Linked DNA regions of Homo sapiens: region 1 is linked to region 2. A link is a loop called in an ENCODE intact Hi-C map of the cell type or tissue named here. Cell type or tissue: heart right ventricle. All regions are shown on one strand. Links, peaks and the distances in the headings refer to the core of each region. The heading gives the core; the rest is flanking DNA.

What was found. Peaks named below come from ENCODE experiments on the same cell type or tissue, not always from the same donor. Only the 100,000 strongest peaks of a DNase experiment are listed, where the experiment ranks them.
Region 1: it touches region 2 in a loop (2.3-fold over the local background); 30 of 110 quality-filtered maps call a loop at or near these places.

Annotation. Positions count from the first base shown.
Region 1 is chr17:79,740,174-79,744,546 of GRCh38, reverse strand. It overlaps ENPP7 (ectonucleotide pyrophosphatase/phosphodiesterase 7), which reads right to left. Exons shown (of 6, transcript NM_178543.5): 6 at 2,328-2,753. Among named protein-coding and RNA genes, the nearest start is that of ENPP7, 11 kb to the right of the region's middle. RefSeq lists a silencer at 2,415-2,584. In heart right ventricle, for the core only: a CTCF peak has its summit at 2,447 (motif pointing left); a DNase peak (open chromatin) is centred at 2,436; H3K4me3 peaks cover 549 bases; H3K27me3 peaks cover 2,910 bases.
Region 2 is chr17:79,842,367-79,846,739 of GRCh38, reverse strand. No RefSeq gene overlaps it. Among named protein-coding and RNA genes, the nearest start is that of CBX4, 5.1 kb to the right of the region's middle. RefSeq lists a silencer at 1,685-1,904 and an enhancer at 4,173-4,373. In heart right ventricle, for the core only: CTCF peaks have their summits at 1,591 and 1,792 (motif pointing left); DNase peaks (open chromatin) are centred at 1,776 and 2,462; H3K4me3 peaks cover 3,152 bases; H3K27ac peaks cover 1,935 bases; H3K27me3 peaks cover 1,140 bases.

The DNA of each region.
Region 1 (4,373 bases), core at 98-4,097, 100 kb after region 2:
TGAGACAAGCCTGGCCAACATGCTGAAACTCTGTCTCTACTAAAGATACAAACATTAGCTGGGCATGGTGGCACATGACACGCCTGCAATCCCAGCTACTCGGGAGGCTGAGGCAGGAGAATTGCTTGAACCCAGGAGGCGGAGGTTGCAGTGAGCCAAGATTGCACCATTGCACTCCAGCCTGGGCAACAAGAGTGAAACTGTCTCAAAAAAAAAATCGCTTAAATTAATTTTAAAAAGGAAAAAGAAAAAAAACAGATGTCAATGAAAAATGAGTAGCACTAACCAAAAATTGAAGGTGATTATAAAAACAAACACAAGGCAAATCAAGCTGTGGCAACCGTCCATCCTATGCTGTTGCTTGGCTGCTGGAGCTCTGAGCCTGGTGCCTCTCTTCATGTCACAGAAGACACCTGTTAGGGGTGGGATTATGGACCAGAGACGTTCTGCTAGAGAAGCAAGAAGGCTTGGAGGTGAGTCTATAAGAGTGAATGACTTTCTCACAATTTGATACAAGGTAATTGCTGCCCTGTCTCTTCCTAACACCCAGGTCTTCCATGTAGCAGGCCCTGTTCGCAGCTGTTTGTGAATATTAACTCATGTTATCACTGAGACCACCCTATGAGACAGGTCCTGCCACTGGTCCTGGATTTACAGAGGAGGACAGGCCCAGAGAGGTTAGCAACTTGCCCAGGGCCACAGAGCAGGTGTTGGAGAGGGGGAGCTGGATTTGAACTGGGACTGTGCTGCTCAAGGTGGCACCCCTCACATTTGACACCTAGGGCTGCACAGATAGGAAAATCAGCCCCCCATGCGTGCAGCCAGGCCTCAGCCCCCATGCTCCTGACACCGGAAGCTCCATCAGCGAGTGCTCGGCCAGCCACCAGGACTCTCTTGGTGATGCCTTTGTTACACCAGACATCTGGAGCAATGGAATACTGAATGTGAGACAGACTTGGTTATTTTCCTGTCTCTCTTCTTTCTTTCTCCTCTCTGTTTCTTTTCTTCTTCTGTGGATGAGGCAATTCTCACAGCTCTGGTTGGCCCAGTCCCTGCAACGCTGATGAACAGGGCTGAGCAAATGTGGTGGTGGTGGTGGGGGGCTCAGAGGAAGGCAGGGCTTCTCTTGGAGACTGGGCAGTGGCAGTGCCGGCACTGTGAGCGCTCACCACTCCGAGGACGTGGATGTGGACTCTACCTGGTCTCCTCTGGCCAGGTGGGGCAGGCTGAGGTGGGCTGAGACTGGAATTGGGCCTGTCCAGGGAGGGTCCCCCCCTCCCCTCCCCAGCCCAGCCACAGAGCCAGAGCTTGTGCAGGTGGGTGGCTGGCCTGGGTGTCATGGGGTGTGGCTGCAGGCACTGGCATGGGGACCGGGGCAGTCCTTCCAGGAAGAACAATTGGATTGTGGGGCAGGGGGCCCACAGGCCAGGCCAAAGTCCAGGCTCTTCAGGCTGAGGCAGGACTTCAGCCCCAGGCAGCCAATCAGGCTGCTGCAGAGAGCAGGCTGGAATGGGCCCTGGAGACTCCATGGAGCTGAAGCAGGAGACCCGGGGTGGGGGCTAGGGGCTGCGGGCTTTGGAGGCAGGGAAATAGGCAGATCTGACAAACTCAGACTTCAAAGACTGTGTCTCCTGGTGTCCCAGCTGGTTTACTATGCAGGGTGGCACTGACAAACCCAGCACCTCCCAGGGCAGGATTTTAATCCTCCCAGGGGCTGCCATCCTTGAGCACCTGCTTGGGGCCAGCCTCTGTGCCAGCCTCCCCGCAATGTGTCCACCTTACTCTCAGGTACCCCAGGGAGGCAGGCATGGTCCTCATTATCCCACTTTTTCAGATGAGGAAACTGAGGCTGGGGAGGGTCAACTGCTTTGCCAATGCCACAGCATCTGGGTGGGGGGCCAGGGCTGGAACATGAGTTTATCTGACTCCAAAGCCTATGCTCTTAATGCACAGGAGAATAGGTGTGGAAGGGTCCCTCGGCTCCTGGCCACGGCCACCCCAGTCCTGTGTCAGAGCCAATCCACGCGACTTTCTTTGCGGTGTTTCCGCCTGGTTTAACGTGATTTCTTGCTGAGCACCGTGGCTTATAGATGCTGCTTCCCTATCGTTCACAAAAAGCCTCCTCATGCCTTCCCCCCTTCCTTTTAGGAAACTCACCCCTTTTCCAGGACTGGCCAGCCGTCCAACCAGGGCCCACCCCTAACGAGAATGGAGGGGTCCCTGGGGCTTGTGAAGCCTGGCAAGGAGTTAGAAATTTATCCCACGCTGGGGTCAATGGTGGGACCGTCGGGAAACCGGCAGGCTTTAGGGAAAAGTCTCCCCCGTGCTGACTGTCGCGGCTTGGCCTTTATTCCCATGGGTGCTTTGTGCCGGGGCGGGCCCCTCCCAGCTGACCGAGGCCGGGTCTGCAGGTTCCAGCGCCCGCAGAGCTCCCGCGCGCCCCCGCGTGGCTGCAGACGGCAGCGCCGCTTCGGGAGCGGGTTTTGCAGGAGGAGGGGGCCCGAAGGGGAGGAGCAGGAGCAGGGGCAGGGGCAGGGGGCCGGTTATGGGACCGGCTCGCCGGGGGCTCTGGACCTGGGCTGCGAGGCTTATTACCAGCACCATAACAGCCAAGCAGGGGTTGGCGCTGCCGGGGACAGTGGCATGCAGCCTCTGGCCTGGGATAAGCTGGGGAGGCAGGGTCCGTCCGCGACCAGCAGAGCATCGCAGCGAGACAGCCGGCCCAGGGCCTGCGGGCAGCTCCCGGCGGCTTCCTGGAAGAGCAAGCAGCACGCGTTGGTCTGGGAGGAGAGGATGGGGCAGGCTGAGGGCAGGTCTGGTGGGACAGGTGAAGCAGCGGTGCGGCTGGACTGGGAGGGAGGGGTCGTGGGAAACAGGATGGTGGGCTGGGGGAGGGGGGGCGGCAGGCAGTGGAAGGGGGCGGCCCTACCAGGCTGCGCTGAGAAGGGCCTGTGTAGGGATTCCTGGGAGGGCACAGGTGCGGGGCAGGTGTGGACATGGGGGTGGCGTGCTGATGTCAGGCTTCAGACCCTTCTCCCAGGGCTGGGAGGGGAGGGGTGGGCACTGTCCCAGGCCTGGCTGGCAGTGTGCGGATCCCAGGAGGCAGAAGAGCTTCCCCTAGTCTTCTGCCCGCTTTTCTGGCTGGGGAAGGAGGACTCTGTAAAGTCAGGGCAAGGACTGCGTCCGTTCCACAATGTGCCTTTAACTGGCCACATGTACTTTCAACACTAGCTTCAGAGGAAAGAAATGGGCCCAAGGGACTGGGCCCAGTGGCTCATGCCTGTAATCCCAGCTTTTTGGGAGGCCAAGGCTGGAGGATCGCTTGAGGCCAGGAGTTTGAGACCAGCCTGGGCAACATAGCTTGCTTTTCTTTTTTTAAATTAAAAATTAAAAAATTAGTTGGGCATGGTGGTGCACACCTGTAGTCTCAGCTACTCAGGAGGCTGAGATGGGAGGATTGCTTGAGCCCAGGAGGTCGAGGCTGCAGTGAGCTGTGATTGCACCACTGCACTCCAGCCTGGGCAACACAGTGAGAATCTGTGTAAAAAAGAAAAGAAAAGAAAAGAAAAGAAGCTAGCCACAGAAGACAGCCTAGTTCCAAATGGACTTTACCAGGCTGTGATGAAAACTTCGGACCCCCCAGCTCTTAGCAACCTGCTCAGCCCAGCAGATGCTGCTTGTGAAAGATGATTCTGCGGGCTTCTTCCCTACTTTGTGTTCGGTGACCTCACGTTGGTAGCTTGAAATGGGCCATGGTGGGAGTATTCACGCCGCAGAAATGGGTAAGGGCCAACAGCAGGGCTTTTTGAGGGGGATCTGGAGAGCAGGTTTGCTGGGACGCCACCGTGGCTGCTCCTCTGGGGAAAAGCCGTGTGAGAATATGCAGAGTCACATGATCTTTGATTTTCTGTGCTTCAATTTCCTTGTGTGTGAGTCTGAATAATGACTTTTTCTGAGTCCCTCTCTTGGTTAATGTGGAGAACAAATGGTTGTGGACTCTAGCGCCATGGAAACCTTATCACTTCCCTGCCTAGTGCTGGAAGACTTGCTTCAGGACCCAAGCCCCTGAGCACAGAGAGGCAGGCGTTGTGGCTGAAAGTACTCGGGACCAGGACCTTAAAACTGGCATTTACACACCACCAGCCACTCTTTGGTGCCCTTGGACCAGTCAGCTAACGCCTCTGGGTTCCAGCATCCTCGTCTGCCTGAGGGGTTCGGGCTGAAGGGTCCTCTGGTCCCCTTCCGGATGTGACATTTGGCATGAATGGTCCTCCCCACCACACACATCTCCACATTCCTACTTCTCTAAACCCTAAACCCGCTCCTTTCTCTTTCATTGATTTATTTTGTAGAGACAAGGTCTCACTCTTGCC
Region 2 (4,373 bases), core at 292-4,291:
AAGGCATGAGCCACTGTGCCCAGCCAGTTTCTTCTGATTTTAAAATAAATTATATATACACACAATGGAATATTATTCAGCCTTTAAAAGAATGGAAATTCCCTGGAGATATTGGCTTAAAGAAAAAGGATGGGTGGGCCGGGCACGGTGGCTCACGCATGTAATCCCAGCACTTTGGGAGGCTGAGGCGGGCGGATCACCTGAGGTTGGGAGTTCGAGATCAGCCTGACCAACATGGAGAAACCCCGTCTCTACTAAAAATTCAAAATTAGCTGGGCGTAGTGGCGCATGCCTGTAATCCCAGCTACCCAGGAGGCTGAGGCAGGAGAATCGTTTGAACCCGGGAGGCAGAAGTTTCCGTGAGCTGAGATCGCACCATTGCACTCCAGCCTGGGCAACGAGCAAAACTCCACCTCAAAAAACAAAAAAAGAAAAAAGAGAGAGGATGGAACTTCTGACTCCTGCTACAGCATGGATGAACCTTGATGACATTGTGCTGAGTGAAATAAGCCAGTCACAATGGACAAATTCTGTGTGAGTTCACTCAGATGAGGTCCCCAGAGTAGTCAAATTCATAGAGACAGAAGGTAGAATGCAGGCTGCCAGGGTCTAAGAGAGGGAGCTGGTGTTTAATGAAGACAGAGTTTCAGTTTGGGAAGATGAAAAAGTTCTAGCAGTTGTGATGGTCCCACTACAACATGAATGTGCATATGCCACTGAATTGAGCCTGAAAATTGGTTAAAATGGTTCATTTCATGTTATATGTATTTTACCACAATTTTTAAAATAAACAATTCTTTTTTACTAGAACATTTTCATGGGCCCTGCACGGAGCCTCCTGGGCCTGATGGAGAGGGGCCCCACCCAGAAGAGCACAGGGCTGGCCCCACCCCTGCACCACACATGCCCTTTATCAACTGAACACTCCCACAGCCACACGGACAGGATTCCTTCCAGTCTGTGTCTGTCTGAGCCCAGAAAAAGAGGAAATACTGAGCTCTAGCTGGAGCTTCATCCAGCGATGATAAATAATCTCGTGCTCCAATTCAGCTCCCATCCTCTCAAGGGCATGGTCGCCACCGGAGGTCTAGGTCTTGGGGCCCCTTCCCCCGACCTGGGGTATCTCTTAGGGCTTTAGTGTCCTCAATTAGCAACCCAGGGGAAGCACAGAAGTGTCTGGGCTCTGTTAAGAGGCGGCTTTATCAGCCAGGCGAACATTTTTTTCAGAGAACCTCAGTTTAGGGGAAGCAGTTCCTGGCGGGGCTTTGGTTCCAGGCTCTCCCCCTCCAGGGACACTCATTCCTAAGGGGAGCAGGCTGGGCTGTCTGGGAACATTTGCCCTGTAATATCAGTTTGCTTCTTATTGGTCCTTTGATAGCAGAACAAGAGGCTCTGTGATCCTCTGGACCTCAGATTTCCTTTTAAACTCTCAAATAAAAAGATATGTGTGTGCTGCTCGTGTGGACTTCCCGCTGGGAGTGGAAGGGCCCCGAGCACGAGGCCCGCGTCGGGGACAATAGCCCGCACCCCTGGGGCCTGTTCCGTGCTCAGGGCGCAGGGGCTCCCAAGGTTCAAAGTCCCCTGGAGCGGGTTGTTTCTGGCTACGAAAGCAGCAGCCCGGCCGCCGTGGGGAGGGGGAAGGGACGGGGTGTGCAGGAGGCGGGGGTGCGGGGCTTTTCAGGCCATCTCTCATTGCAGCGAGACCCCCGCTTTGCCCGCGTCCGGACCTCCTTCCCCCCTGCGGGAGAGGCGCGGAGGGGCTGCCGGACCGGCCAGGGGGAGCCCGCCCCCTAGGGGAGGGCGTGGCGAGTGCAAGCTCCTCTGCGCCCCTGCCCGGGCCCTGCCTGGGCACCCGGGACTGGCAGGCGAGGAGCCAAGGGGGATCCCTGGGGTTGGGGGCTCGGGGGGGCTGGGGGAGGTCCTCAGGGGCCATCCCCAGGGACCACTTCAGGAAACGGCCTTCTGGAAGAAGCTGGGGAAGGGGACTTTTAGGGCACACCTGGGTTATCTTCCCGTAGGTGGGGTCGAGGGGACACCCGAACATTTCTACCAGGATTCAGGAGGGCGGGGCGACCAGATAGACTGGGGTGACCGCGTCCCACGACCTCGTCATCGGGGATGGGGGTGGGGTTGGGGGCTGGACAGGTAGGGATGAAGTTGCACTGCGACCGGACTCGGCTCCGGAAGTGTCCAAAGCCTGGGCCCCATGCAGACAATATGGAATTTTGGGGGTGCCCGAGGTGTTACCACCCGCCCTGCAGTGCAGGCCAAGCTGCGGTCCGGCTGGGCCCTGCCGGCCGCCATCCCACGGCCACAGGATCCCTGAGCCCCTCTCCGTTCGCCCCTCAGTCCTGCAGAGGCATCGGGACCCCCCAGGTGTCCGGCGGGGTTCACCGCGCTCCCGCCTTTGGGGATCGATCGGCTGGCGGGCGACGCGCGGCCGCGGCTCCGGAGCCTCCGCCCCCCTCCCCCTCTCGGGCTACGCAGGACGCGGCCTCCAAGCAGCGTCCTCGCGGTTCCGGGCCGCGGCCAGGCCAGGCTGCAGGCCAGCCGGGGAGGCGGAGACGCGCCGGGCCCTTCCGATCGGGCCGCCCCTCGGCTCCGGGGTTGGGGAGAGGGAACTAGAGCGAGCCCAGCTTCTCCGCCAGCGGCGCTCGGCGCCCCCTTTTCTCGCCCCCCTCCCAAGCCAAATACCCCCACCTCGCGCGCGCGCTTAACCCTCGGCGCGCCGCGAGGCTGGGAGCTGGGAGGGGAGTAGCCGAGGGGGAGGGGCGCAGGGGAGCGAGTTGGAGGGGGGCAGTTGCGCTTCGGCTGACGACCACTTCGGGGTCCGCCTAGCGATTTTTATTTCATTCCCTGCCTTGCTGCAGCAGCTCTTGGTTGGAAAAAGGAAGAAAGAAATCTGCCCTGCGAGTGGGCCCCGCTGGGTTTGGGGGCGCGACGGGGACACCCGAGAGGAAAACGCAGGGGCTGGCGTGAAGGGGTGAACCTCAGGGGCACGGGAGAGCCGCGGGGCGACCTTGAGCAAACGAAACCCAAATAAAAACACAGTGCGCCGAGGCCGTTGTGAGCGCGGCGGCGGCGGCGGCGGGCGGTGGAAGCCGTTCCAAAGATCATATTTGAAATATGGATCCCGGGGGCGCAGATCTCCAGGCCGGCGGGGCCTCGCGACTGAGTGGGGGCCGGGGGCCGGGTGGGCTTCTCCGGGCGGGCCTGAGGTGGCTGCCCTGACGTTGGGAGGGACGGACGTCGTAGAAAACAGCGCGTCCCGCTTCGGCGCCTGCGACCCCAGCGTGCCGCAATGCGGAGGCGCGGCCCTGCGGGCGGCGGTGTGGCCCCGAGGGGTGCTTGGGCCCTGCCAAAGGACCCTGGCGTCGCGGTGCTCGGGGCCCGCGTCCCCGTCCGCGCACCCTGTCGGGCCAGTCCGCAGGAACCCCCGGCTGCAGTGCCGCGCGGCCCGCTAGGGTGGGACTCGGGGGCGTCGGAGGCTTCGCCGACCAAATGAAAGCCGAGCTTTCACGGGCGGTGGGACAAAGAGCAGAAACATTGAAGTGGGGACCCGGGGGTTGGGGGGGCACCCTTAGAAACAAAGCCACTCCTCCAGAAGGGTGGAGGGGCGGAGTGCAGGGCTCCCTCACAGCCTCCCCCTGCACGCACAACCCCACCAGTTCCGCTGCCCCTAAGCTGCCGCTACAAGTACGATATGATCAACGCCAGCGCGAAGTTTTTCTAAGGACAAGGGAGAGAAATGAGCGCTTGTTAAAGCCCGGGTAGATTCTGTAGTGGTTACTGGTAAATCCCCTCTCGGTGATCTGCAATCCACCTCCGAGGGCCGGGAAAACGATACCAACTTGAGAGCTTTCTGAGTCGGGGGAGCGACCCGGGAAGCCACAGGCGGCCCGCTCAAGGCAGAGCCCAAATCTGGGTTCCGTGGGCTGGCGGTGGCAATCTCCTGGCCCAGAGCACCCGCTCAGCGAGAAGATTCCCTTAAGAAGTCGTTTATTTCCCCGGGATGGTGCGGGTCATGCCTCTTCCCAGACCGAACACTTAGTAGCCACCCTCCAGCCCACGGCTGTTAAAAGGTTCCCGACCTCTCCAGGGTCCACTCCTTCAGCCTGGCCCCCACCAGGAGCGAGCCTGTGGCTGAGCTAGATAGCAGCTCTCCTCTCCTGGGGCCCCTGAGGGCCCTGGGGGCCCAAACCGAGGTGGCGTCTGGAAGGCTTCAGTCTGGCAGCAGAACCAGGGGCTCGACCAGCCCCTGTCTGGGAGGGGGCAGTATCAAATAAGCAGGCCAGCGGCCCTTCTCGGGGACCTGTGCGGAGCTGGTTATCCGAAGTCGGGGGCAGGAGCCCCAGCAGAAGGCTCTGGGAATC